Regions from separate parts of the Homo sapiens genome. Here all the other regions are linked to region 1. A link is a loop called in an ENCODE intact Hi-C map of the cell type or tissue named here. Cell type or tissue: heart right ventricle. All regions are shown on one strand. Links, peaks and the distances in the headings refer to the core of each region. The heading gives the core; the rest is flanking DNA.

Region 1 (5,917 bases), core at 425-5,424:
ATGACTGTGTGGAGCACCGTGGTTTCCAACCCATGCTATCTTGGACTTCTTTGACAAACCGTTGTTGTGTCAAGTCACTGAGATTTAGGAATAGTTTGTTATAGCAGTTTGCATATCGTGACTAATATAACCCACCTTCCTGGTGGTCACTAGTGACACCTGTTGACTTCTTTCAGTTAGCTCTGTTAACTGTAACCTTTATAAGAATTATGTATCTGAGTGTTCATTTTTGACAAGTGACCTGAAGGTTTACTTCAGACATCCACCTACCATTCCCAACTTTGACAATATGACTGATTTTGCTTTAGGGAAATCATCCTCTCTCTAATCTTAGCTGATGTGATTCTAAGGAAGGTGACCCCACTTTCTGGAATCTAGGAGTAGAATATGTAACCCGAGCTGAGCCATGAGGTCCTTGTGTTCCTCCAGCCACAGTGATTGGTTCAGGGGTGCAGGGGTGGGCATGTGACCTAAGTTGGTCCAAATTTAATCTTAAGATGTTGGCTAGCTAAGTTGAAACCCTGAGTGCTTTTACTAGACATTACTAGGGAAGATGATAGATAGTCATGGTAGGTAGGTGCAGACAGCTATCCTGTAATTATACAAACAGCCAGCCTAAGGAGGAAGCTTATACTAAGGATGGCAGAAGCTTACACTAGAAACTGCAGAACAGAGCAATGGAAAGAGCAGGTCCTTGACATCATATCAGACAGTTGGATCAGGCCTTGCCTGAAGCTAATGAATTCTTGTTCAAAGGTCAATAAGTAGCCTATATAGTTTAAGTGAATTAGTTGAGTCTTCATTACTCACATGCGAACTATTTTCAGTGGATTCAGCCTTTATCACTTTTCTAATCAAGTAAGACAATGTTATTCAGAGAATGCAGAACAATATCAAAATAAATGATCTTCAGGGATCACTTCTAATTCTAAAATTTAGAGTTTACGAGGCCTAGTATGAATTCCTAGCACTTAAAGTGTTTACAGTGATCTACACATAGGAATATCTGTTTATCTTGATAGTCAAGGAAAGTCTAATTGTTTGGAGACTTTGGGCAAAAAGATGATGAATATTCCATAAAAGAAATACAGGCCTTCCCACACATGGGCAAACCCCTCCATGGTTCCCATTGCTCTTTACAGGTTTTATAACTGACCGCTCTCCACCCATCTGACCTTATCAGCTACACTCCCACCCACCCCACAACTCACCGAACGTTAAATCCTCTGAGCTCATTTCTGCCCCAGGACCTTTGCACCTGCTATTCTCTTTGCCTAAAATGCACTTGTGCTGACTTCTTCTCCTGGAATCTACCTTAGGTTCTCCCCAGAGAGGCCTTCCCTGATCACCTGCGAAAGAAAATCTTCCTTCTTTGACACTCTTTACAAATTACTGTTTAGTTCCTTCACAGCACTTTTACAGACTCACAGTATCTGGTTCATTTATTTTCTAGTCATCTGGTTCATTTATCTCCTGTTAGAATGAGAGTTCTTCAAGGGCAGAGCCTCTGCCCGTGCTGGTGTCCCCGCTGCCTCCAGCACCTGACACATGGCTGGCACAGAGCAAAAAACAATCAGAGCCTTAGGAGTGAAACAGAGGCAGTAGTTGTTTTTTTTTGTTGTTGTTGTTTTTTTTTAGAGGAGTAGGGAATAGAAGGTACTTGTAGTGTCATGGTGAGGGCAGGAATTTCTGGGAGTGTGAGCAATGTGACAGGGAACAGGGAGCAGGCTGCTACTTGGAAATTGTTATCCGGGTTTATTTATAGAGTACTTCCATTTTCTTTCTTTCTTTCTTTCTTTCTTTCTTTCTTTCTTTCTTTCTTTCTTTCTTTCTTTCTTTCCTTTCTTTCTTTCTTTCTCTTTCTTTCTTCTCTCTCTCTCTTTCTTTTTTCTTTCTTTCTTTTTCTTTCTCTCTCTCTCTTTCTTTTTTTTTTGGAGACGGAGTCCTGCTCTGTTGCCCAGGCTGGAGTGCAATGGTGCATTCATAGCTCACTGCAGCCTCAACCTCCCAGACTCAAGTGATGCCCCCGCCTCAGCCTCCTGAGTAGTTGAGGCCATACCCAGCTAATTTTTTTCATTTTTAAAATTTTTGTAGAGATGAGGTCTCACTGTGTTGTCCAGGCTGGTCTTGAACTCCTGGACTCAAATGATTCTCCCACCCTGACCTCCCAAATTGCTGGGATTACAGGCGTGAATCATGGCGCCTGGCCTCATAGAGTATTTTTAAAAGGAATTGCGTGTGTGTGTGTGTGTGTGTGTGTGTGAGAGAGAGAGAGAGAGAGAGAGATCGACCAATAGAAAGGAAGAGAAGATTACTCATCCAAAAAAATAATAGAATGAACATTAGAAGCTTCCTCAGATGCTTCACTTAATTTCTGCCTAACCCCTGGTATTTCAGGGTCTGTGCCCTCCCAGAGCTTTTATTACCTACATGAGCTTCTCCTCAAAGTTGCAATCTGAGAGCATCCACTTGGGGGAACAAAAGGACACTGTGGGCCCCTGTAGTTCAGCTTCATCATTACGTTTCACTTCCTTTTTATGAGATGGGAATAAAGATAGTTCCCTTAATTTCAGGACATATGAAAATAATTTTTCTTTGGGCTGTTGGGTAAATGCTGTTAACTCAGATCCATAGGCCCCTTCAGGTTTTGGGGGGAACTTTCTCAATCAAATGTTGTTATTGAATGAAAACCTCAAAGCAGAAATTCAAAAGAATGAAGCTCAAGGCAGCTGTATCTTGTTTCTGTTTTGCTTTGAGAGTCAGAATATGCGATCAAAATCTATCTTCCCCTTCCTTATCCTTCATTTTTTTCCCCAGCAGATAAGAAAAAAAATAGTGGTGCTTCTTTTAGGACTTAATTCTCAGAAGGCTAATATCATACACAGTTGGAGCTTCAGAAAACTGCTCTGGAAATTGATATGCACACAACCTGTTCTTGATGAGCTGAAAGAAGCATGAATGTTGAAACGGAGCTGAAAAGGCAGTGGTAGGATGGCAAGGGAGACTGTGATATTTTTTTCTTCCATTTTTCCTTTTCAATATTGTAACATTTTCTTATTGTAGATGAACAAATTTCTACAAACCTGGTACCTGGTACCACCACGCTGCTGTTGTTACTGTTTAAGGTGTCTCCTGTGTCTGTTTTCTCTCGGTGTTACTTGTTCATATTTTCTGGTTTATTTGGTTGATTTAATCCATGTTGTCACGATTTGAAGGGTTTTTTGTTTGTTTGTTTTTGTTTTGTTTTGTTTTGAGACAGGGTCCTGCTCTGTCACACAGGCTGGGGCGCAGTGGTGCCAGCTCAGCTCATTGCAACCTCTGCCTCCTGGCCTCAGGCCATCCTCACACCTCAGCCTCCTAAATAGCTGGGACTACAGGTGCACACCACTACATCTGGCTATTTTTGTTTTTTGTATTTTTTGTAGAGACAGGGTTTCATCAAGTTGGCCAGGCTGGTCTCAAACTCCTGGGCTTAAGCCATCTGCCTGCTTTGGCTTCCCCAAAGTGTTGGGATTACAGGCGTGAGCCACCACACCCAGCAGAGGAGTTCTTAAATTCTGGTTTTTATGCTGGATACTGGATGGGAAAAGAGGAGACAGACACATTTTATTGAGGAGCCGTAGTCCAGAAACAGTAAATATTTACTTGACAAGTGATTTATTCCCTTTCATGCCATGATTAAAGTTTAACTTTCATTGAACAATTGCTCCATTTATATAGATGAAAATAAATAATTGGGAACATATGTGACAGCCCTTTCACTGGTCTCCCCACGATCTCTCTGGCCCTCCAGTAACCCATTATGTTCACAGCAGTCTTTCTGAAAAAACAAAACAAAAAAAAAAACAAAAAACAAATCATGCCCCAGTGCCTGCTTAACACATTCAATGGCTCCCTTTTGTCCTCAGAATTCAGCCCACACTTCCTATCCAAACTTTGAGAACTTGCAGAGTCTAGCTCTTTATTGATACCTCCAGTTGAATCTCATTTCTGCTATCTTTGAAGAGAGGGATAGCGGTTTGGGTGCGGGGTCAGAAACTAGGTGTGTCGGTGAGAGATTAGTCCGGGAAGCAGAGCCACACGGTGGTATGTTTGGAATAAGAACTGTGTTACAGGAATCAGATGATACACGCTTGTAGGAGAAGCTGGGGAAGAAGGTCCACTGAGAGCACTGAGGATCACTAACAAGGGCTGGTGCAAGTGAATGAGTCAGGAGCTTGTAGGGAAGTCCGAAGCTTGGTGTATTGAGCTGGTGCACAGGCACCAGGAAAGGGGCTGATCTAGAAGTCTATGGAATGTATTAGTTCTCCACGGTGACTGCCTCTGTGAATCTGCCGCTAAGGGTCTGAGGGTGGGCTTGCCATCACTGCTGGTCAGCAGGGTCGGGGAGAGCTAGATACAGAGCAGGGAAGATGGAGGACAAACTGGAAGCTGCTGGCCCCTCTGTGTCTGGCCACCCCTCACTGCTTCTAACCAATGATGACCTTCAGAGTGTAACGGCTGCTGCTTCCCATGAGCCTCCCTGGTCTTGCACAACCTCATTTTGGGGCAACTCTAACCTAGGAACATACAGGAAAAGGAGGTCTGAGAAATGTGGTTCCCAGCATAACCAAGTTGTCAACAGAATAATCCGGTAGATGTAGTCTCTGTACTCAAAGAACAGGAAAAAAGAGCAGAGAGGCCAAAAGAGGGTACTGGGGCAGTTTTGCTGTGTGATGAGTGATGTCATCCCTCCCTTCATATCTCCACCTCATCTTCAATAAAATCCACAGCCCTTGGCCATACTGTTTAAGTTGGATTTATTTCTTCCACTTTCCTCCCTTCCTCCTCCCTCCATCCCTTCCTCCTCCCATCCTCTCCCCCTCTCTTCCTTCCCTCCCTTCTCCCTTCTAGATGTCCTGGGTCTGGTCTGAACTTGGCACGGGGAAGAACAAGGCCTGCAAAGGTGGTCCAAACACATACAGTTTCCACTTTACTGAAAGGAGACATGGGTTTCCAATGTTGAGAAATCATAATCTAGCCAACCCTCTTTTTTATGTTAACTTCGTCTCCTTTCTATGAATGAGGCAATGCAGAAGTACAAAAAAAAAAAAAAAAAAAAAGCAGGGTAGTGGGGAAGGAAAGATTCTGTCTCCCTCCCAGGGAGAAGGTGATGAAAAGGGAGAAGCTAGTGCCTCTGCACCAGCTGAACGCAACAAGCTTCCAGACTTCCCTGCAAGGATCCCTCCCAGCCCTACTTACTCTTTGTTTCACAGTCAAAAAGCAGAAGTCCAAAGAGGTGAAGCACTTTGCTCCAAATCACACAGCACTCATTTTGGCCTAGAAACGGGCCTATTAGGAGTGACTCATCTCTTAAAAGGCCACACTCTCCAAGCCTGTTCTCTAAAGTGCTTACATCTACCCGGGGGGTCAGAGAGTGTCTTCACCTAAAACAATTTGCATTGATCATTGTGGTCGCAATTTCCATTTCTACATTAAAGTGGGGAAAGTGAGGCTAATTCTTAAGCTGTTGTTGGCAGAGCTTCTTATGGGGAGGTTATATCTTGGTTGGGGCCACCACAGATCAGGGGCTGACCTCTGTTGTAGAAACTCAACTCTATAGTTCACTTGGGTGAAGTCAATTTATTAATTTACCTTTGTAGTGACTGGAATGCTTGTGGATACATTTTTGGGCTCAGGGACTCTGGAAGTCTTTGACCATGGCCCATGGTAAGAAGTACATTTTATTTAATACAAAGCAGTGGAATACACACACACACACACACACACACACACACACACACACACACACACATCTGAAACAAATATTTCACTTAACGATGCTTAAAACTGACTGTGTATGACTCACTCTGATGATTTTTATTCCATTCTATTTCACTTCATTATGTAAAAATGCTGCTAGCATCCATGTAAATGT
Region 2 (5,917 bases), core at 331-5,330, 140 kb after region 1:
CTGGATCTGATGAACGGTAAGCAAAACTTGGAAAATCTGAATGCCTTGAAAGACTTTGCCATGATGTTAAATCTTAGCATGCATTAATCTAGGCAGACTGGCAATGTGGGTCTTTCAGGTAATTAGGTTCCCCCTGAAGTTTGAGGAAACCTTTTACCCTTTAATCTTCACTGAAAATTCATTTTTCAATGTTGACTGCAACGTCCTTCTGGGCCTCCCAGTCTCTTCCCAAGAAAAGATTCTAGAAAAGATTATCATGAAATACTTACAGTGAAACTTGATTTTCTGGAATGCAGCTGGCCTAGATCTTTAATTAGCTTATTTCCTGGCCCTCAACTTTTAGGAATGAAATACCTCATAAGAATATAGGCCAAAGATAGAAATGTATTTAAAAACCAACTTTGAAGGACTGACTTTGGGCCAAGTACAGATTTTAGCCCAATCTTCTGCACCTTCTAAATCTGCACTACTGTACATTGATCTTTTAAACTGTGGATGATGACTTTGAAAATGCTGGAAAACGTTCAGCTAGAAAAGGAGCTTTCTGATACTAGAAGGTGTCATGGTATATATCTAAAGTATTTTTAGTAACAAGAACTGAAATAAAGCATACAATTCACAACTCACATGCCTAGTTTTTTTTTTTTTTTTTTAAGTTCACTTGAAGTTTTATCATGTTCTGAGTGTTTGATTTAAAACCAGATCTAGCCGGGCACGGTGGCTCACGCCTGTAATCCCAGCACTTTGGGAGACCGAGGCGGGCGGATCAATGAGGTCAGGAGATCGAGACCATCCTGGCTAACACTGTGAAACCCCGTCCCTACTAAAAATACAAAAAAATTAGCCGGGGGTGGTGGTGGGCGCCTATAGTCCCAGCTACTCGGGAGGCTGAGGCAGGAGAATGGTGTGAACTCAGGAGGCGGAGCTTGCAGTGAGCCAAGATTACGCCACTGCACTCCAGTCTGGGTGACAGAGCGAGACTCCGTCTCAAAAAAAAAAAACAAAAAACAGATCTACCCCGAAACAGGAAGGAATTTCACAGCGTAATAATGAGCAAAAGAAGCCAAACACCAAACACAGCAGCATCTACCCTAGGTAACCCTGCTTATGTGACTGCCAAAACAGGCAAAACTAATGGATGGGGAGAGAGGCCTTAAAAGTGGCCTTTGTGTGAGTGGGGCTTGGGGGTAAGGTCTTGACTGAAAGGGCATAGTGGTAGGGGAGCTTTTGGGATGCTGGGCATCTTTTCCATCTTGATGTGGTGGTGGTTTTACAGGAATATGTGTATGGAGAGAGAAATATGCTTGCGAAAGCAAGGGTAATAAAGTTGGACACACATTCATTTTTATAAATCAATAGAGGCTTTTCCCTTGTATTTTATAAAATCATTCCCTTACCCTGTTGACAGCATTCTCTGTCTGTGTAATTTGAGGCCATCTGATAATTTCCTTTCTCCAGCGTTTTATTATGAAAAATTTCAAGCAGATAGCAACATTGAAAGAATTTTCCTGGGGACACCCACCACCTGGATTTTTTATCAGTGAAAATTTTACTGTATGTGCTTTGTCAAATATCTGTCTGTATGATCAGTTTGTTGTTGTTGTCTTTTGAGACGGAGTCTCTGTTGCCCAGGCTGGAGTGCAGTGGCGTGATCTTGGCTCACTGCAATCTCCACCTTTCAGGTTCAAGAGATTCTCCTGCATCAGACTCCCGAGTAGCTGGGATTACAGGCATGTGCCACCACGCCTGGCTAATTTTTGTATTTTTAATAGAGACGGAGTTTCACCATGTTGACCAGGCTGGTCTCGAACTCCTGACCTCAAGTGATCCACCCACCTCAGCCTCCCAAAGTGCTGGGATTATAGGCATGAGCCACTGTGCCCAGCCTAGTTTTTTTTTTTGTTTGTTTTTTTGTTTTTTTTTGTCTATCCATAGAGCCAGTTGCTAAGCTGTCTGTTGGATCACTCCATGGGTTGATTCACTTACTAGGATTTAGGTAATCAAAGCAGGTTAGCTAGTCCCACCTTGTGAGAGCAGAACTAGAAGCTGAGCTGTCAGCCTGAGAATGGTGGCTTGGTTTTGCTGTCTTGTCCTTCCTGTCATTGTATTTAAATCTTCTCAATGTTTAAGTTTTCTCTATAACATTTAAGCTGTTGCTAAACTACAGGAATGAAACATAGGTATATAGACCAAGCAGAAGCATAGTTTCCCTTTTTCTGCTGAGTCCTGACTATTTAGGATGACAATGATATTTGTTTCCTTTAAATTAACATGCTTTGAATTAAATTCTGAATCTGATTCCAGGGGGCGATTTGCACTACCACCTTTCACAACACGGTGTGTTCTCTGAGAAGGAGATGCGGTTTTATGCCACTGAAATCATTCTGGGTCTGGAACACATGCACAATCGGTTTGTTGTCTACAGAGATTTGAAGGTGAGGACGATTGACAGACTCATTCTGCATAGTAGGTATTGTGTGAATGGTCCTCTAGAAGTCCCCTTCTATTTCATAGAGTCCTGTCATTTTCCTCATAGCCCTCATCTCAGCCCTGATGAAGTCATTAGCTATATGACATTTTATCTCCTCTAGACCAGACTCTGCGGGGACGGAGCGCATGTCTGTCCCTGTCATTATTATAACCCTGGTGCCTACTACAGTGCCTGCTGCAGCACGTATACTAAGCCAAATATTTAGTTGATTAGTTAATGAAAAGCAATTTAGGCCAGGTGCGGTGGCTCATGCCTGTAATCCCAGCACTTTGGGAGGCCAAGGAGGGCGGATCACAAGGTCAGGAGATCAAGGCCATCCTGGCTAACACAGTGAAACCCCGTCTCTACTAAAAATACAAAAAATTAGCCGGGCGTGGTGGCAGGTGCCTGTAGTCCCAGCTACTCAGGAGGCTGAGGAAGGAGAACGGAGTGAACCTGGGAGGCAGAGCTTGCAGTGAGCTGAGATTGCACCACTGCACTCCAGCCTGGACAACAGAGCAAGACTCTGTCTCAAAAAAAAAAAAAAAAAAAAAGCAGTTTAGGAGCCCTTTTGGTGTCACCCATTTCATAGTTAATTATAATTCAGCTAATGTTCACTAAGCAACTGATTTGGTCGTGGCTCTGTAAAGGGCTGGAAATGTACAATGATGGATAAGCAAAGAACATATATTTTATGGGGCTTAGAAGCTGGTGAGCTAAGACATAGAATGGCCGAGTCATAACTCCTCCAAGGCAAGGTCTATCAGTGAATAGTGGATGCCAACCAGCCTGCGGAATTTCTCTCAAAGGCCACCCTCACAGCTTTACATTGTTTTGAGATTGCCTTAAAAATCACTGATAGAGTTTTAGATCCTTGCACTGTGTAACCTCCAACTGCTGTGCCCGAGTTTCTGTTCTTGTCCTCTGTGAGAGCTCACTCACCTTGAAAGCAATGATATAGGAGTATTCTGAGTTTTTCCATTCCAGAACGCGGTGCTTGGTCCTGGGTTTTACATGTGGGAAGGAGGTAGAAGCTGGCTCAGGGTGTCCATGGTGACACTCACCTAGTTGTATGGCCAACAGCCTGCAGGCAGGCATGGAGAAAAAGGGACCTTGATGAATTAATGATTGCGCAAACATAGAAATGCGTAAATTGTAATAAGAAAAATGATGGGACTGACAATTTGCCAATAGGCGAGAAGATTCCAGGAGAATGTGTTTGCCTCTCATTTCAGATGCCTTCTTGAATGAACCCACAGTGGCCAACTGAAATGTACAGATTATGTTCCTTCCTCTAGGGAGCTGAGATGCTGTGATTGGCTTTTGAAGATTACTTTCTAAGATATTATAAAAATTGTATTTTATTTCCAAGAATTTTTTTTTTTTTTTACAAAATACTTTGTGAATTTTAAACCTTTCTGTAAGGTTACAGAATTATTATTATTCTCTTAGTTTTCCTATAAGCATAAAGAAGAAAAATGTATTTTTATTGAATTAGAAATAACTAGACAATAGTTGGCCCTTGACATTTTATTTCCTTATGCGAGCTTTGCAAAAGAACAAAACACATGCTGACGGCCCATGAAGCGCTATTGTAATACATTCTAATTTAAATCAGTAACTGGTTTCTAATCATCTTTATGCTTTATTTTTATTTTCTAAGCTATTTGGAAGGCAGTGGTATTATTTAATTTCTATTCAAACTTAATTCTAGTCACTCATGATTATTCATGCTTCAGTTTTCTAATAGCATGCCATTTATTTTTATTTCAAGCAAAACAATAGTTGATCGCCAGCAGAAAAATATTAAGATGACTATAATTCAATGTATATCCGAGAGACTAGGTTTGTTTTTCATGATTATGATGACTAAATCTAATCTTCATGGATACATTTCATCAGAGTTGTGGTCAAAATTATATTTGGTCATTTGGTAGGGCCCTATGTTAATGATGTACTAATAAGCAGAAATGACACTTATTGGGATTAGTGTGGCACTATGGAATATTTTGATTGCTTAGGTCAGTGTTGATACATTCTTAGAAACTTCCTGTCTGTCCTGTGCTTCATGGCTTTACTCTTAGAAATCCTTGTGGTTCTCAGAAGCCCAGAAGCTGGTGGACTCACCTCCTGCCCTTGAGAGGCATGCTGTTGTGGCTGCGCAACAGTCCTTGGTACAGTGAAAAGGAAATGCTTTTAATGCTGATGAACTGTTCCCAACATTCCTGTGTTACCTGCCCCATGTTTCATTTTCTAATGAGTAGAATCCTTCGCCTCTGTCATTACCACTTTGCTGCTGAAGTTAACATGAAAGATATTATTCTCAGTATCATGCCCCACTTTGATGTGATGGGCTAAAGCTATAATTTGTGTTTAGGAACAAACTATGATAAAATAGTGAGATATCAGGTGTCTGCACTCAAAGTTCTCAAAGCCTGCATGGCATTTGGGGCACTCTTATTAAAGATTATTCTCTTTCTGTTTAGCCAGCAAATATTCTCTTGGATGAACATGGACACGCAAGAATATCAGATCTTGGTCTTGCCTGCGATTTTTCCAAAAAGAAGCCTCATGCGAGTGTGTAAGTAGTGCGTCAACTTCAGTTCACCACCATTTCTCTCCTGCCCTTTCAAAGGCGTGGCCATTTGTCACCCCATTTCTCTTACCAGTGGTGATTTTCAATATGTCAGGAAGATCCAACATCACAGGTCGTGGGAAAGGAGATAAGAACAGGATGCCTTCCTCACTGTCTGCGGAGAGCAGGAATTAACCCACAGTGGAGTTGAACCTGCTCAGGGACCAGGGTGGCCTCTCAGAAACAGTCAGGACCTCAGCAAAAAATCAGAATCCATGCTACCTGTGTGACCCTAAAAGTCAGTCAGTTACTTAGTCTGTTAGTAATGGTAGTAATAAACCCCTCAAAGTTGTCCTAAGGATAAGTGAAAGAGACTGTGCCTAGAAAGGCACCGGGGCAGCTGCGTGGATGTGGTCAAGGGAGGTCCTCGGGGCCAAGTTTCTGTCTTCATCTACTTTTCCTTCTTTTTCAAAAAGGCTTTTCTTCTTTTTTTTTTCCCTGAAGAGAAATTAGGAATATTTCTTTCTTTCTTTTTTAATTAAAGAAACAAATCATCTGCTTGCAGTTTAGGCTTTCACTGCAGGCCATATTGTTAGACTTGGGTCTTGCACCAGGTCCTCTACGTGATCACCCAGAGGGAACTCTTGAGGCCACAGCTCTCAGCCAGCACCTGACACCTCGGGGACACCAGACTGCTTCTGGGTGTGGCCCTGCTTGATCAGTGCAAGTTGGCCCTGACCTGAGGACTTCTCTCTGTACTCGGGGTTGTTAAAAAGACAGCAGGACTAGGGCAGTTCCCCCGGGGCTCTGCAGAAACACCATGGAACGTGCACTGGTTTTCATTTCTGTTTCTTTGGTAGGTGATGATCTGG
Region 3 (5,917 bases), core at 244-5,243, 150 kb after region 1:
CAGAGGAATTAACTTTCAGATATGGGGTTATTTATTTCCTAGCAGGACCTAGTCCACTTTTTGCTATAATTCACATGTCAGCTCTGAACGGTGGGCTGTTCTTTTGCCTGCTCTGGATAGTACAATATTTGAACAGCATCTGTAAAGAGGTAGGACTGAGAAGGTTGGTTTCCATGTTTAAATAATGATCAGGAGGCTACTACTTTAAAAAGGTAAACATACAACAAAATTTTATATTTTTTATTTTTTTGAGACAGGGTCTTGCTCTGTCTCCAAGGCTGGAGTACAGTGGTGTGATCACGGCTCACTGCAGCCTCCCCCTCCCGGGCCCAAGTGATCCTCCCACCTCAGCTTCCCAGGTAGCTGGGACCACAGTCATGTGCCCCAACATTCAGCTAATGTAAAAAGAAATATTTTTTAAAGACGGGGTCTCCCAATGTTACCCAATCTGGTCTCTAACTCCCGGACTCAAGCAACCCTCCCACTTTGGCCTCCCAAAGTGCTGGGATTACAGGTGTGAGTCACTGTGTCCTGTCAAAATCCTGTATTTTTAAATAAAGGAGGCATTTTGTGGCTAGGAATAAAGGCTCTGGAGCCAACAGATCTGGGTTTGGGTTCTTCTTCCTAGTTGTGTCAGCCTCATTGTCCCTTCTGTGAGGAGGAGAGGACAATGATATTTATCTCCTGTGATAGTTGTGAGGATTAAGTTAACTAAATAATTCAGCAAGTCTTTATTTAACATTTGCTGTGTGCCAGCTGCTGGCGATGCCACGGTAAGACAGAGCTGACCTCAGACCTCCTCGAACGAGCAGCCCTGAGAACTGTGTCCCCTAAGTGACCAGCATATGGAGTAGTGGCGGTACCAGCAGCATTCACTGTGTCACTCACTGAATATCCAGCTGTTCCAGGCTTGCATATGTCATCTTCACGGAAAGCCCATGTATTTATAGGTGTCACTATCCAATTTTTGTGGTATGGAAATTGAGGTTCAGAGAAAGTAAGTAACTTGAACCAGGTCACATGGCTGGTATGCCATGGGGCTAGAATTATAATCCAGTTCTGTCTGATTCCAAAGCCTGTACTCTTTACGCTGTGTGGATGAACTCCCTGAGGCTTTGGCATGATCTATTTAGTACAAGACGGAAGATTTTTAGCCACAATTTCACCCTGAACTTGGTTTCTCAGATCTTTTCAAAGCTGTAGATGTGATTCTTAGATTTCTTCCAGCGGCTGGCCCATCTCCAAAGTAGTATTGTAGTTGAGGTTTTTGATTTGAGCTTAGACTTAGTCCATTTAACGAAAGAATCGCAAATTATTGTAAACTAGAAGTTAACTGTGAAGTAGCCATGAAAAAATCGCAGGAAAACTTTTGGAGCTGAGCAGATTGTCAGTGACTAATTTGAGTACTAGCTTATTTTATCTAAGAACACAAAGCTGTGTCTCATGTCACAGTGTCTTAAAACGTCCAAGTGTTCGTTCAGTATTAATAGTAGTACAGATCTTTAGCAGAATGCGTCAGGAAGCATTAGCAGCTGCCTTAGGCAGAATCAGAAAACCTCAGCAGCAGGCAGTCCAAGGTTGAGTTTTCCTTGTATGTGGTAAAAGCATGGGGGGCTGGTCTGCATTCATTTATCTTATTTATCCTGTAGATATCTATTGTAGATATCTTTCCATTCCAGAACTGTGACTTGATCCTGATAAGTACAGGTTACAAAGTCACGGAAAAGGACTTTCCAGGCAACCCTGAAATTAAACCTTCCCGGAAAATGGCTTGGATGTCCCTCATAGAAATCTCCAACGCTCTCACAGCGTGGCCTGATGACCTTACCCTGTCAAACTTTAGGTTCGGGCTGATTGAGCTTTCCAGAATGCTGGATTTGCCCTGATGGACCAACGCCCATTTTCACTGTTGGATAAAACTCTCAAATACACCTCTTAGACAGAGAGTACCAGACCCATGATGACCCAGGCTTATTAGTGATCCAGGATCATTTATTCTGAGTAGATTCTCACTGTTGCTGAGCATAAGCAAGTTAAAAATTCTTTTTTTTTTTTTTTTTTTTTTGAGATGGAGTTTCACTCTTGTCGCCCAGGCTGGAGTGCAATGGCACCATCTCAGCTCACCATAACCTCTGCCTCTGCCTCTGCCTCCCAAGTTCAAGTGATTCTCCTGCCTCAGCCTCCCGAGTAACTGGGATTACAGGCATGCGCCACCACGCCTGGCTAATTTTGTATTTTTAGTAGAGACGGGGTTTCTCCACGTTGGTCAGGCTGGTCTCAAACTCCTGACCTCAGGTGATCTGCCTGCCTTGGCCTCCCAAACTGCTGGGATTACAGGCATGAGTCAGTGCACACGGCCTAAAAATTCTTACACTAAGATAAGCACAGAGATGCAAATCCCCAACACGAATCCAGTGGCTGCTGTATGTGGCCCCATGACGTTTGTGCAGTGCTCACAGCAACCCTGAGAGGTAGAGATGTCATCTGATTACCCATTTTACTGATGAAGAAAATTAATCGTGGATGAAAAGGTTGTAGGGCATACAACCTTTTGCCAGAGCCCTGTCAGGCTGCATCTTGGAAAGTTCCCCACCGGCTGCCTCGCATGCTTCCTGCTGCAGCCGGGCAAGCTCAGCCCTTCAAGGAGGGGTGGAGAGTGCTAGAGTGGGAAGGGCTTTCGAATTGCAGATGGTGCAGATTATATATAAAATGGTTGTCCTCCTAAGTGATTTTTCTCAACTTCCTGAAAATCATCTTCACATTTGCTTAGTGCTGAGTCCTTTTGACCTTCTGCAGCTTTTGAAACCTGACACGTGATTTCTCCATCTTATGTACAACTGGGCTCATGTTCCTCCTTCTTTCCCATCCCCCTGGGGTCTGTTGGTGACCATGACCAAGCCGATGCCCCTGTGAGCTCAGGTCCTCAGCACAATTGGTGGCACCACACAGGGGTGGACGTCTCCATGCCTTCAAGGTCCACAGCGCCGCAGCGTGGTCGCCTGTTCATCATCCGTTCACTCCTCCCTTTCCCTGCCTCCCCTGACCCCATGCACCTCCACATGAGAGCTCCTGAAACGGCAGGAGAACCTTTGCTCTTCATAGCTGGAGTAGAGAAGGACTAATGAGATCCCGAACTTGCATTTTACATATTTATTTCATACGCTTATTTATGTTAATTCATACATGAGTGAAGGCAGAAAAGATCGTTTTCCCATTGGATGTTCAGTGCATCACGTTTGCGGTGAAGCACAACTGTCCCCTCTCCTTTGTTTACAGTCGCTGCCATCTAATGAAGGACACCCGGACCTTGGGGCGCTGTTAGTGTTTTCTAAAGTGGGCATGCTCTGATAACTGTGTATACTTTCTTCTCCCTAGTGGCACCCATGGGTACATGGCTCCCGAGGTGCTGCAGAAGGGGACGGCCTATGACAGCAGTGCCGACTGGTTCTCCCTGGGCTGCATGCTTTTCAAACTTCTGAGAGGGTGAGTTGAAATGCATCCTTCTAGTGCTGTCCTCATGGCAGCAGGAGCTTGGATGAAAACTGAGAATATGTAGAAATGACTAGACGCTAATGTTATTTTAAATCACACAGTGATCTTTAAGCCATGTGCTAATCTGGAAGACTCTGTCTTAGAAGAGTGAAAGCTGCTTCCCAATAAGCTGCTAGATAAAAGCTTATGGCTTCGTATTTTTATTCTGTACCATGTAGGAATCAGAATTCTTTTAAACCTAAAATTAGACTGCTTCGAATTTTTTTCTTTGATAAGCCACATTGTAGGAATAAGTATTGTTTTGAAATGTAGGTAATTTAAAAAGGTAGAATGATTTTTTCCCTAGAAATTAATTATTCATCATCTTGAGGGTTTACAGATTTTGAGAGTTACAAAAAAAGGATGAAAACCCAAAGTAAACCTATTTTATTTTATTTTGTTTTGTTTTTAGACAAGTTCTCTCTCTGTTGCCTGGCTGCAGTGTAGTCACACAGACATCACACACACAGGCTCACTGTAGCCTCGACCTCCTGGGCTCAAGCAATCCTTCCACCTCAACCTCAGTCTCCTGAGTAGCTGGGACTACAGGCACACACCATCACACCCGGCTAATTTTTTTTTTTTTTTTTTTTGAGACGTCTCGCTCTGTCTCCCAGGCTGGAGTGCAGTGGCACATCTCTGCTCACTGCAAGCTCCGCCTCCCGGGTTCACGCCATTCTCCTGCCTCAGCCTCCTGCGTAGCTGGGACTACAGGCGCCTGCCACCACGCCAGGCTAATTTTTTGTATTTTTTCAGTAGAGACGGGGTTTCATGATGTTAGCCAGGATGGTCTCGATCTCCTGACTGGGTGATCCGCCTGCCTTGGCCTCCCAAAGTGCTGGGATTACAGGTATGAGCCACCGCGTCCGGCCTACACCCAGCTAATTTTTTAATGTTTTTAGAGGTGAGGTCTTGCCATGTTGCCCAGGCTGGTCTCGAACTCCTGGCCTCAAGCCATCCTCCCACCTCAGCCTCCCAAAGTGCTGGGATTAAACGCCTAAGCCACCACACCTAGCCGGTAAACCCATTTTAAAAAGCTTGCGTTTGTTGGGGAAAATGCTGAAATTAATTTGTCTTTTAAAGCTAGTAGTATACTTGGCCCTTGTTCTGAACTACCAAAGATGATGAAATAGAGTAGAAAAGATTATGAGAGGAAAGTACTCTCAAAATATGTTCTCATATTAAACACTTAACAATTATGTTAATGTTGCCATTAATTCTAAGACTTTTAGCCAATTTTAATGGAAAACTTCAGTTAAATTTTTTTATTATTCAGACTCATAAATCATTTTACATTAAAATTTCCTAGTTAAGATTTTCCTTTTAATATTTTCATATGAACACAGTCCCGATAGTTTGCTAAATGTTGCACCTTTCCATCGGAGAGCCTAACTGAGCACCACTGCATCTTACTACATTTAGCACATTCTGGAGAGAGGCTGAATTCTACATTCCCCCAAAACTAGGTTCTGAGCACCCTCTGTTTCGTCAGGACTCTGATAATCCAGTTGCTCTCTACTTTGCATTCACTTGTGATCTAAAATTGTATTATTGCTTAGAAAGTCGGGTTCTGTTATTCCTTAATTGAATTATTGTATTTGTGGAGCCTGGATGGCTTTAATTCATGTCATCAGACTAGCTGACCTAATTAGAGAGTTTATCTAAGCAAACCAGAGAAAGCCATTTCCCCTATGAGATGCTGTTCTCCCCAGTGGAGTCGCTTCTATGCATATGGAGTGCATGAAGACACCCAGGAGATCTTTATTTTGGATCTCTGCTGGAGATGTGGTTGGAGACAGACAGTCCCTACCTACAGAATTTGGAGATGATAAAAAGAAAACTGTGCAACAGCTGAACTGTTGAATGTAAAAATCAGCAGTAAAATCTGACAATCCCAGAAGCCTTGTATTTAGGGCTTTGTGTACTTCTTTGTTTTGTTACTCTAGCTGTTAAAATGGCCATGCATATAGGCTGGGGAGGATTTGCTGTAACACTGCTTCATTTTTTAAAAGACTAGAGGGTTTTGTTCAATAACTCTGTCTGCTCCAACAGTGTGGTTTGTGGCTAATAAAATGAATTCAGTCTTATTTGGCTGTAATTCAGCTTTGGCATACTGAACTGGAAGATATTAATTCCTTTGTGAAGTCCTTGATTGGCCTTGATGGAAGCATTATGTTCAGTGGGGCTCCTGCCGAAAAGAGTCTTGACAGACAGGAAGACATCCTGAGGATGGCCGTGAGGCTGGGAGGGATGGATGAGATAAGTGGAGAGTGGTGAAATAGCTAGAAATGATGGCCTCCGTGGGAAGACTGAAAGAGCTGAGTGCAGAACTTAGGGGAGCGCATGGTTGGCTCCAGCTGCTGGAAGGCCGTCTTGTTGAAGGGAT
Region 4 (5,917 bases), core at 370-5,369, 160 kb after region 1:
TGCCGAGGGTGAGGACCACTGCCCCAGAGCAAATGCCCCTCCCTCCTCCCACAGCTGTGCAGTGAGGTGGAATCAATGGCCACCAAGGAAGGGTCTTTCTATTTTCTTTTCTTTTCTTTTCTTTTCTTTTTTTTTTTTTTTTTGAGACGAAGTCTCGCTCTGTCGCCCAGGCTGGAGTGCAGTGGTGCAATCTCGGCTCACTGCAACCTCTGCCTCACGGATTCACGCCATTCTCCTGCCTCAGCCTTCCAAGTAGCTGGGACTACAGGCGCCCGCCACCACGCCCAGCTAATTTTTTGTATTTTTAGTAGAGACGGGGCATCACTGTGTTAGCCAGGATGGTCCCGATCTCCTGATCCCGTGATCTGCCCGCCTCGGCCTCCCAAAGTGCTGGGATTACAGGCGTGAGCCCCCGCGCCCGGCCGCTCTGTTTTCTGTTTTAATCCTCCTTGCTGTGACCAGCGTGCCCCCTTGCTTCTGCTGAAACACCTTTCTGCACACTTCATTTTGTCTTTATCCCCTACAAGAATACTGCAAGGCACTTGGAGAAGGAGTCTGGATGGGAGAAAGATGTCAAGGCTTCAGAAGGTGTTTTGCATCCCTGGACTCACAGTGATTGACTGAGCCGCTCATATGTGCTATCTTTGAGTGCTGGTCACTACTTCTATTTCAGATGACTTTGTCAGATACTTAAGAGCGTCTGTGTAGGAAGATGCATCCATGTTGCAAATCTGTGGAGCTGCCATCATGATCTTCACCTAGATTTAAGATGTCTGTTAAGGAAATCAATTGATGTGACAGTGGCCTCGATCTTAAGCTTGTCACCGTTGATTGTCTCCCCGTGGAGTTGTCAGACATGAGGGAGAGCCTGGGCAGTGGCCTAGGGAGAACTGAGTGCTGCTGGCGCTATTGAGTTTGTTCCAGGAGGGGAAAAAGGAAAGTTTATAAATATTTTGGCAACTACTGGCTTAGGTTTGAAATGCACATTTAATATAACATGCCATCTTTTGGGTATTTTATTTTATTTTATTTGAGACGGCGTCTCGCTCTATTGCCCAGGCTGGAGTGCAGTAGTGTGATCTTGGCTCACTGCAAGCTCTGCCTCACAGGTTCACACCATTCTCCTGCCTCAGCCTCCCGAGTAGCTGGGACTACAGGCTCCCGCCACCACTCCCGGCTAATTTTTGTATTTTTAGTAGAGACGGGTTTCACCTTGTTAGCCGGGATGGTCTTGATCTCCTGACCTTGTGATCCACCTGCCTCGGCCTCCCAAAGTGTGGGATTACAGGCGTGACCCACCGCGCCCGGCCTCTTTTGGGTATTTTGAAATTAACTTTTGATGTGAGAGTTTTTAATCACATAATTTTTTGAACCCATTGTTTGCCCATGAAAATGATGTAGAGCTAACTTGGGCAGGATGTGTGTTTTCCCATCATTTATAATGTCCTGAACAATTTTCCAACTCATTTAGGGGAAACGTGCAGCTGTTCCATTCTATCTGTAGTTCAGAAAGCTGCACTTGACCACAGGACATGTGAATTCTTTTCCCACAACGCTCCCTGATGCAGCCAGCATGTTGCATGGGAAGAGCTTGGCCGTGCCTTGTAAGCTGTTGACAGGCCTGTTACTGTCTCCTATTTAAAGCGGCTGCATCAGGGAGCAGCTGCGATCACACAGGATCTGTGCACACCACGTGCCTCACTCAGAATGGAGATTATTACTATCATAGGTTTTCTTTAACGTTTTTCAAAATAGAAACCAAGTCTTTGGCTTTGTTCACAAAGAATAATCAAGAATATATTGGAAACAGATGTGCATCAAGATTTCAACTTGAAAGACCAAACTGTCTGAACATGGCAGCATAGACTTGAATAGCTGAAGAGCATTTTCTGATAATTTCTCATTGAGCCGGACATGGAATCGCTATATTTATAAATGGAATTTGTAGCAATGGGGCCCATGTGCTGGAAATGGTTTTGGCACCACTAACTTTAACTCCAAGTCCCCTCGCAAGCCTCCCTGTGGTCTCATGAAAGACTTTTTAAATTTAGCACAGAGCGCTTGTGTCAGAACACAGCAGGCTGCAAGTACATCGGGACCAGATGCAGGAGTGGGGTCCTCTGGCTTTGCACGCAGGAGCCAGGTCCGAGGGATTTGTCAAAACACCAGGAGATCTTCACTTAATCCCTTTTTATACATTAAGGAACATCGTCGGGTGGAAACAGCTAAGTGTCAAGCAGGGAGACTAAGGTTTTCATAAGATTTGATAAACTTTCATTCCTTTTCTCTGCAACCTCAAACATGTTAATATTTCTGTGCATTTTGTATAAAAGAATGATACAAGTATGTTTTTAAAAATTATAAATAACAGATATTGTTTGCTTTTATATCTGCTTTTTAAATGTGGTAATTGTACATTTTTTCCTTGGAAATAAGGCAAAAAGAATATTTCCAATCAAAATCTGTTTTAAAAGTTAACAAATGCTTGCTGGGTGCTAATTTACCTTGTTTTGATCTTTTTTTTTTTTCCCAAATTAATGCTTTTAAGAGATGGCAATTAGTTTGTGTTTCACTGCATGATATGGAAGGAAATAAAGGACTAGAGTGCCCTCTCTTGTACAAAAAGAAAATTAAAGTGTTTCAGACAATAAATGGCCTGAAATGTAATAATCTCAAAAGATAGTTCAATGTATAACCTAATTAATTCAGTAGGATGACCAGCTCAGTAGCAGTAAGTAGCAGTGCAAGATAAGTGGCATTTTAATTCTTTTTTAGAATCTCTGATTTATGTGTTCAACATTCTAATCCATTTTATGGAGTTAATATTAAAATATTTTGCATAATATCCTGCCTGCCTCAGATTATGTCATATATGCCTTATAAATAAATTTATAAGATGACTACTTTGTAGGCACATCTTGTTATAAGAAAAGTCAATCATATGTGTCCCTTTAATTTTCAAAATGAAAAATAAACCATGGTAATTTAGTTTGCATATTTAATAGTGTCTTTTAATGATAAGATTTCCTTTGAAAGCCAGCTTCTCCAAAGTTTTTAAAACATGAGAGTGAGAATAATCTGTTTTACATAGTTCACCAAGTAGACATTCATTTCATAAAGTAAGAGTTATCTTTATTAATTTCACCAGTGGTTACTGTATTAGGTACCTACCGTGTACTGCCATTGTCTTGGCTACTTGCATAGATGTCACTTTAGTTTTTCCCTTCACTGCTTCTGTGAAGTATGCGGCTTGATCCCCGCTTTACAGATGAAGAATTGATACTGAAGGTTTCTATGTGGCTGACAGTCACTAAACCAACAAGTCACAACTTGAACCCAGCTTTTCTGACTCTGGAGTCGGGTTCTGCACAGGGAAAACAGGAAGCGCTCAGAGCTGTGGAGAATCTGCTGGTGCACGGTTAGTTTCTGTTTTCATCAAAGGGATGTATTACTTAAAATGACTGGTTTCTAGGGGTGAATCATTTCATCTCCTTCATGTTTTGGTTCAACTGCTGTTCCTTGGGCTGTTTGAGGGACCAATATCCATTTTTCTGAAAAATGTACATGAAAGTTATTGTTTAGCTCGAACTCTCATATGACAAATGTTATATAAATGACTTTTATTCTCATGATTACCTGTTGGCTAGTTATATATTCTTTTCTAATGATGTTTCCATTGGAACAGCGTATTTTAGGGCCACAAGTTCACTGAAGTGAGATTCAGGCAGTTCAAGTAAGATACAAGTCTTGCTATTTCAGGACCTAGCATTTATTCACCAGTTCTTCCATGGAAATGATAAATGTTTACGGCTTTTGCATTTCTCCAGTTTTGAATGAATAGTGATAGGACATCATACTTTACCCAAATATTAGTCAGTGATATGTTCTATATCACCTGATGCCATATTTTGATAGAACAATTCTTTATTTCTACAGTCACAGCCCTTTCAGACAACATAAAACCAAAGACAAGCATGAAATTGACCGAATGACACTCACCGTGGTAAGGGGATTCAAAACTGTATTCTTGTCTGTATGGTAATTGTCATGCTTCATTCCGTCAATAATAAAAAAATGCTATTACATAAAATGTTATAGGAAATATAAAATTATGTATAGACATAATAAAAATTTGCTTTCTTGAAACAAATAAATGCAGATACAATTTCTAAAAGAATTTCTAGGGGAAACATTAATGGAAATAGATGCCAAGGCAAAAATCAGGATTTACTAACGAACAGTATGAGGAAGCTAAAGAAAATCGAGAACAGAAGTAAAGAAATCAAAGAAAAGGAGAAATTACTGAGATGCCAACGAATGAGAATGCCTTCCGGTTCTTCTGATCTGCCCCCAGCCTCATTGATTTTGCAACTGATTAGTTATCTTTTCATGTTTCTATAGAGTAAATATTAATTCATAATGAGGCTGCAATTTTTAATACTATGCTTATCCCAGTAATAGTCTTTAAGTCTGGTTGAGTGTTAGGATGCTGTTTCATGAACGGATTTTTGAAATCTTACTCGTCTTTTCCCCAGAATGTGGAACTTCCAGACACCTTCTCTCCTGAACTGAAGTCCCTTTTGGAGGGCTTGCTTCAGCGAGACGTTAGCAAGCGGCTGGGCTGTCACGGAGGCGGGTAGGCCATTGTTCCTGCCTTTCGGTATCTTTACCAGAAGAGCAAAATAGTGATTTTAAATACTGTCTATCAAAAGTCATCCCTAGTCATTAAAATCTTCCATTTTGACTTGAAAGGGGAAAAAAATAAATCACATGGGAAATATACAAATATTGTCCTATGTGTTTTATAATTAAGAAGTTGAAGAAGTCACTCACTTTTTTACTTTATTTATTTTTGAGATGGAGTCTTGCCCTGTCACCCAGGCTGTAGTGCAGTGGCGTGATCTCAGCTCACTGCAACCTCCACCTCCTAGGGTTCAAGCAATTCTCCTGCCTCAGCCTCCTGAGTAGCTAGGACCACTGGGGTGTGCTACCACGCCTGGCTAATTTTTGCATTTTTAGTAGAGACGGGGTTTTCCTATGTTGGCCAGGCTGGTCTCAAACTCCTGACCTCAGGTGATCCACCTGCCTTGGCCTCTCAAAGTGCTGGGATTATAGGCGTGAGCCACTGCGGCCAGCCCACTTTTTAACTTTTAAAGATTGACCTTGTAGATGACAGAAGTGAATTCTGATATTTTGTAGTCCATTTGTTTTTTAGTGATGGTTGTATTTGTGATTGTGGCAGTTTAACATTCTGATCAGTTTCTCACATATTTCTCTCATGCATAACTGAGTAACTGCGATCTAACACATGCTCACTATTCTCCTGCCCCAAAACACTCTGAACAGTAATATCTGGAAAGCTTATAGAGAGGGACTTCAGACAGACCTTTTTCCTGTATCTCTTCTCCCCCAGGCTTGCTTGGCATAAGAAATAACTTTTAACTGTATATTACCTATATGTATATCATACATATGTGTATGTATTTTTAGTGTGCATATTATACATATAAGCATTTTATGTAGATAGCTAAATAATGTACATATATATGAGTATGTCCTTATCAATTTGCAAAATTACCTATTCCTGCTATAATAGATGAAGATTTAGCTCACTCATTACTGTCTCTGTAGCCTTCCCTTCCTCCACCTCTCAAAAGTTGAAACGCTATTTTGAGCTCCTCTTTTGCTTTCCTCTGTAGCTTTAAATTCCATGCTTAACCCGGTCTTGCCTTTTTCCAACTATAAACAGTATCTGAGTTGAGGATTTTGACATTCCTATCTTTCATTGACTTCTGTCTCATGTTCTTTCATGTTAATTTTTATTTTTACATTATCAAGATGATACTGCTTTCTATTCTGTGATCATAATCAATCATAATCAATCTTTGTGCTTTGCATATAGGTTAATTTCAAAAGT
Region 5 (5,917 bases), core at 515-5,514, 230 kb after region 1:
TGACCTTAAAGGATTTGGGGTCACAACTCAGCTCCAAGTGAATAGACCCCAAATGGAGACCTGTCCCAAGCCTTCTCCCAAGCTTGCTGGCCCGGCTTAGAGCCTCTCTTATCTCCTGCCCTCGCCTCTTTCCCCTCTTCCCCTCCCATCTCCTCCCCGTTCCCCTTCTCTCTCTGGGATGTCCAACCAGCTACGGTGCTAAAGCCAGATGAGGGAACAGCAGACCTGCCAGCAGGAAGGGTGAGACTTTGGATTGATGCTGACAAAACCATCACTGAGGTGGATGAGGAGCATGTCCATCGGGTGAGTCCCCTGTCCCGCCGTCCCCCAGCATGAGTCCCCTGTCCCACTTCACCCCAGCTCCATACCCTCCTTCCCCAGTCCTGCAAGAGATTTCCTTGTTCCTGACTACCAATACCATTTTGGCTTGATGCCCTGGAGGGAGTTATAGTGAAGAACCCCACTGAACTCATTGCTCTACTGGAGGGGTACTATTAGGGGGTCATTCACCCTTTCCTGTGGTTTCCCTTAATGAGGACACATCAAAGAACATGTTTGTCAGGTCTTGGCCCTGGGAGTTCTTCTGATGGACCCAAGAAAATGACTGCTTTTAATTTATAGATATTGGATATTGCAAATCATACTACACAGCATGTTTCTGTTTTCACTCTGGCCGCCAGGGAACTCAGAGCCAAATTTGCTGCTTGCCATTAACCATAGCATAGGTTCTAATGGCCTATATTTTGGCATCAAACTTTCTTTCAGCTTTGCTCTTTAAATTGCTTTGAATACATTTTTGTTGTGCACCATAAATCCTTTTGAGGACAAGTCCCAGTGTAGTGATAGAAAAGAAAGGTTCTGTCATGCCCTTTCCCCCCGCCCCTCACAGCCTGCTATCTTAGGAGTTTTCCTCCTTGCTCATCTGCATTCCTTTCTGCTCCTCCTCTGCCCACCTCAGGCTTTCTCTCCCGCGTTGGGCATTTACAGAGGCTCAGTGGCCTTGCAAGAAAGGCTGATCCATGAGAGGGCTCAAGCTTGGCCCAAACCTGAGACTACCAGGTTCAGAAAACTCACTGAAGCTGGAGAGAATAATAGGACGCCTCTTAGAACAGATGTTTTAAGAAGCAGCTTCACATAACCCTTGCTTCTAAGGGTTTGGGTGGTTTCCTAGGAATCAATGCATGATGGGCTATGAGACCAGTGAGGTGGTTTGGCCATTGGCCTCCACTCCTGGGTATCATGGAGCATATTGAGAGCTTCCTCGTAAGACCCAGAAGAGGAGGAAATGGCAGCGGATGCTCGCACACACTGGAGCATCACCTGTCTTTTTGTGGTGTTTGAGATCCAGAAAGTGTTTTGAATTTTGTCAAGTCTGCCTTGGGAGCGTCTCCCCTCATGGTGCATGGAGTGCAGGACCACAGCGAAGAGGGGGTGCCTCATAGGTTGCACAGAGGGCAAGGAGAAGGGATGGCCCTATTTTATTTGTAGGGCTTCATTGCTTTCCATCCAGAGTCCCTGTGCTCTGTTCTGGTCTTTGGCACATAGCTCTCAAGAGGAGGGCTTAGTGTGTGTTTGGTTGCGGGGGGGTGGGGTGGGGGCAGGGGGCCAGAAGGCCAGAAGGCCAGAGGAGACTCTGTGTGATGGTTTCACAGGCCAACCCTCCTGAGCTGGACCAGGTCGAGGACCTGGCCTCTCTCATCAGTGTCAACGAATCCAGTGTCCTGAACACGCTTCTGCAGCGCTACAAAGCTCAGCTGCTGCACACCTGCACAGGGCCTGATCTGATTGTCCTCCAGCCCCGGGGGCCCTCGGTGCCTTCTGCAGGGAAGGTGAGGTGGGACCATTGTGGGCAGGGCTGAGGGGCTGAGGGCAGGGGGGCCTGGGGGGATCCCTCTGCATCTGAGGTGACAGTAGAACCATCAGAGCCCCCAGTCGACCTGTCTGCAAGCAGCATCCTTCTCGCGGCATTGTGGCATCCTGTGGCATGGACCATGAGATTCCCCCATTCCCTGGAGGGAAAGATCAGTCACCATTAGGACAGAAACAGCAGCATTAAATATCACAAGAGTAACGAAAGAAAATACTGAATGAGTGTGAACTCTACCAGACACTGCTGTATGCACCTTCTTGTATTAACTCAGTTGAGTCTCACATATCCACCTGAAAACACAGGTACTGTGATTAGCCCATTTTACAGATGAGAAGAGCCGGCTGGGCCAGGCGCAGGCTAAACTCTCAGGTCTAGCGAGCAGAGTTGCTGGGAGAAAACCCAGGATACAGGGCTCCTGTGTGCTCTTCATCCCATGCTGAACTCTCAGGAGTCCTGAGCACCCACATCAACGGGGAAACAGAAGCTTCAGTTGTACTTTAGTTTTTTTCCTCGGAAGTGTAGAAACGGCCAATTTTTGTTGAGATGGGCAAGAGCAAAGGAAATCTCTAAGCGCCACCTTGTGGACGCACGAGGCACCTCAGCCGAGTCATTGAAGCGTGGGCCCCTTCATTCCTTCAACCCATAGTGATTGAGCTATTGATTGAGGGTCTCCTACCGGGCCACGCACAAAGAACATCAGGGAAGGTGCCAGGCGAGCAACCCTCCCCTTGTGGAGTTGCTGTTCTAGGAAGAAAAGACAGTCCATCAACAATAAAGATAAGAGTGGCCCGAGCAGATGAGTGGAGGAAGAGGTGGGAGAGGTTGGGAAAAACCAGGACAGAGCCGTGTCAGTTCTCAGGGTGATGATTCTGGCTTTCACTCTGAGTGGGATGGCAGCTACTATGGGTATTTATTTATTTATTTACTTTTGAGACGGAGTCTCTCTGTGTCGCCCAGGCTGGAGTGCAGTGGCACGATCTCGGCTCACTGCAAGCGCCGCCTCCCGGGTTCACGCCATTCTCCTGCCTCAGCCCCCCGAGTAGCTGGGACTACAGGCACCCGCCACCACGCCCAGCTAATTTTTTGTATTTTTAGTAGAGATGGGGTTTCACCGTGTTAGCCAGGATGGGCTCGATCTCCTGAGCTCGTGATCCGCCCGCCTCGGCCTCCCAAAGTGCTGGGATTACAGGCATGAGCCACTGCGCCTGGCCGATTTGTATCTATTTTTTATGAACTGGGCAGCCTCCTGAGCCAGAGTAGGCTTAGAGAGAGTCCCTACTGGGGTTTTTAGCAGAGCAATGACATGCTGTGACTTAGGTTGTAAAAGGATGCCTTTGGCTGCTGGGTGGAGGACAGATGGGAAGAGGCTCAGTGGAGGCAGGGAGGCCTGTCGGAGGTGAGACATCTTACCTGTGTGCTCTTCTGGAGACTCACTGGGAAGTCAGAAGCCCCTAGGACACCTGGTGTCTAGGAAAGATCATGATACCTCTTCTGGTTTCCATGTTCTCCTCTGCCAACTGGGGGTGAAAACACATCTTGCCCTTTGGGGCCCTGTGGGACAAATCCATCCCTAGTCCCTGAGGCAATGCTAAATCCATTAAAGGGGATATAGTGGGCCTGTACCCCTCTCTCCAAGATTTTTCTCCTCCAGAGTGACCCACACCACACCTTCAGTCACTCCCAGGGGCTCTCCCACCACCGCTGTCCATGGTCAAGGGCCTGGGAGGACCTCAGAAGCTCTGGGTGGGCCAGAGCTTGGCACGTGCCCTCTCCCGTCCTTGTGGTGAGTGCTTAGGCTTCTGTTGCTGCAGCCCAAGGCCTCTGAGCTGTCCACATTGCCGAGGGACTCCTCCGGCTCCCTGGAAATCCCTGGAAGGGACATTTTTATAGACCCAGATAGCAATCAGGTCCTCATTGGCCATCCTGGATTGAGGCATCAGAACTTAGGCAAAAGCGCCAAAAGATGCAGGCATTGGTACGCACTCTGAAGGTAGATCCCCCTACTTCCCTTCCTAACCCTGGGGTGGGGTGCGGCACTGGTCCGCACCCTTCCCTCAAGTCTTCCAGCCTCCCACACTCAAACCCACAGCCACCTCCTGTCCTTAGGCCGGATCAACCTCTGATTCCCCAAATGGCCACCAGGTGGGAGCACAGGCCTGCGGTGAGGCTGAGACCACCTCGAGGATGGGCTGGGTGGGGTCTGGACACACCGGGGGACTCTCTCACTATGGGGCTAGCCCCACCAGGCAGCTGGGGTCTGGGTGTGTGCCTGGGGACATGGAGGTCTAGGTGAATAAGAGGGTGAGTTTGAGCATGGGTGCGACCCCGTGGGTAGAGGTGGATCCCATCTCTGTGTGCAGAGCCCGCCGCAACTGTTGCGTGCATGTGCCTACAAGCACACTTCTGTGCATGCGTGCAAGGGCACATGTACACAGATGCAAAGGCATGTGTGCATGCATGCATATAGGAGGGCCTTCAGGAACCTGGATGTGCAGAATTCTTCCTTCTCCCCCTAGGCAGTGGGCCTGAGCAGGCTGATGGACAGGACTGCCCGTTCATTGAACTTTAGTTTTCCCAGACTGGGGGATGGCTCTAGGACTGAGACCCCAGGACCCTCTGACTGCCTTAAGCCCTAAGGCTGTGTCCAGCCAGTGTGGGGGCATATCCCTCCTTTGCCTGCATTAGGTTCCTGCTGAGCCCTACATCTGGCATCAGGATAGGGACTCATGACTGTTCCTCAGGGGCTTGGAGCAGGAAGAGCCAACAGTGGATTGGAGACAGCCCCAGCCCCAAGCTAGACATCTAGGCTGAGGGGAGGGCCATCACACCAGGGTTTGTGCCCCTAGTTCGGCCAAAGGACTGCGCTAGGGAGGGCAGATGGGGCCTTGCCGGACCCAGTGGACACCCTCAGCATCTTGGGCTTCAGACATCCTCCTGCAGCAGGGCCCATTCCTCTTTTCCTTTTGGTGCCCTCCTGCTGACCTCACAGTAACCTCCTGCCCTCTTCCCTCGCTGCCAAATCCAATGTCAAGTCTCTGGTCTCTTACTGAACTCAGCAGCATTTCCCTCCCTCTTCCTGGAAACACACCCTTCCTCGGCTCTAAGACTCCGCTTTCCTGGTTTTCATTCCCGCCCACTGGCCGCCCAGTCAGTCTTCCTTGTGGTCTCCCTGACCTGTCCCTGTCAGGATGCTCTGTTCTCACACTCTTCCTTGGTGATCTCATCCAGGCTTGTGGCTTTCAAACGCCTCCCGTTCACTGTAATTGAATTAATTTCTTTCATCGATCATCTCTGTCTTCCCACCAGAAGGCAAGCTCCACCAAGCAGGGACTTAAAAAAAAAAAAAATCAGGCTTACATTATAGTCCAATGCACCTTTTTAGTGTACAGTTCTGAGCATTTTTGACAAAGGTGTATAGTTGTATAACTGCTTTGACAATCAATTACATGACAGTTCCCGTCACCCCCAAAAGTTCTCTGGGCCCCCTGTGGTCAACTCAGCCCCAAGTTCTACCCCTGGTAGCCACTGATCTGTTTTTTTGTCCCTATAGTTTTACCTTAAAAAACCCATATAAATGGCATTGTATGGTATGTAACCTTTTGAATTGGCTTCTTCCAGGCAGCACAATGCATTGGAGATTCACCCATGTGGTTTTATTTATCTACAGTTTGTTCCTTTATTTTATTTCATTGATGCACTACTGTGCTTATTTGTTCATAGGGTGACCTCTTGTCCTGGTTTTCCTGGGACTAAAACGTTTTCTGGGACATGAGACTTTCAATGCCAAAACCAGGATAGCAATTTGGGAGGCCGAGGCTGGCGGATCACTTGAGGTCAGGAGTTTGAGACAAGCCTGGCTAACATGGTGAAACCCCATTTCTACTAAAAATACAAAAATTAGCCAGGCATGGTGGTGCACGCCTTAATCCCAGCTACTCAGAAGGCTGAGGCGGGAGATTCGCTTGAACCTGGGAGGTGGAGGTTGCAGTGAGCTGAGATCGTGCCATTGTACTCCAGCCTGGGCAACAAGAGCAAAACTCTGTCTCA

What was found. Peaks named below come from ENCODE experiments on the same cell type or tissue, not always from the same donor. Only the 100,000 strongest peaks of a DNase experiment are listed, where the experiment ranks them.
Region 2: a loop joins it to region 1, with 4 times the contacts of the local background. A loop is called at or near these places in 10 of 110 quality-filtered maps.
Region 3: it touches region 1 in a loop (2.1-fold over the local background); 25 of 110 quality-filtered maps call a loop at or near these places.
Region 4: it touches region 1 in a loop (4-fold over the local background); 23 of 110 quality-filtered maps call a loop at or near these places.
Region 5: it touches region 1 in a loop (5-fold over the local background); 14 of 110 quality-filtered maps call a loop at or near these places.

The regions. Positions count from the first base shown.
Region 1 is chr22:25,541,658-25,547,574 of GRCh38, forward strand. No RefSeq gene overlaps it. Among named protein-coding and RNA genes, the nearest start is that of GRK3, 20 kb to the right of the region's middle. In heart right ventricle, for the core only: a CTCF peak has its summit at 2,466 (motif pointing right); a DNase peak (open chromatin) is centred at 5,271; H3K27ac peaks cover 1,194 bases.
Region 2 is chr22:25,685,233-25,691,149 of GRCh38, forward strand. GRK3 (G protein-coupled receptor kinase 3) reads left to right here. Exons shown (of 21, transcript NM_005160.4): 10 at 1-16; 11 at 2,305-2,435; 12 at 4,957-5,051. Among named protein-coding and RNA genes, the nearest start is that of MYO18B, 54 kb to the right of the region's middle. In heart right ventricle, for the core only: no CTCF peak of the experiment used is centred there; no DNase peak of the experiment used is centred there.
Region 3 is chr22:25,691,732-25,697,648 of GRCh38, forward strand. It overlaps GRK3 (G protein-coupled receptor kinase 3), which reads left to right. Exons shown (of 21, transcript NM_005160.4): 13 at 3,376-3,483. Among named protein-coding and RNA genes, the nearest start is that of MYO18B, 47 kb to the right of the region's middle. In heart right ventricle, for the core only: no CTCF peak of the experiment used is centred there; no DNase peak of the experiment used is centred there.
Region 4 is chr22:25,699,574-25,705,490 of GRCh38, forward strand. GRK3 (G protein-coupled receptor kinase 3) reads left to right here. Exons shown (of 21, transcript NM_005160.4): 14 at 3,937-4,003; 15 at 4,536-4,636. Among named protein-coding and RNA genes, the nearest start is that of MYO18B, 40 kb to the right of the region's middle. RefSeq lists enhancers at 3,345-3,444, 3,994-5,193. In heart right ventricle, for the core only: a CTCF peak has its summit at 2,598 (motif pointing left); a DNase peak (open chromatin) is centred at 1,598; H3K27ac peaks cover 1,623 bases.
Region 5 is chr22:25,770,682-25,776,598 of GRCh38, forward strand. It overlaps MYO18B (myosin XVIIIB), which reads left to right. Exons shown (of 44, transcript NM_032608.7): 6 at 191-303; 7 at 1,653-1,829. Among named protein-coding and RNA genes, the nearest start is that of MYO18B, 31 kb to the left of the region's middle. In heart right ventricle, for the core only: CTCF peaks have their summits at 2,457 (motif pointing left), 2,672 and 4,014 (motif pointing right); a DNase peak (open chromatin) is centred at 2,450.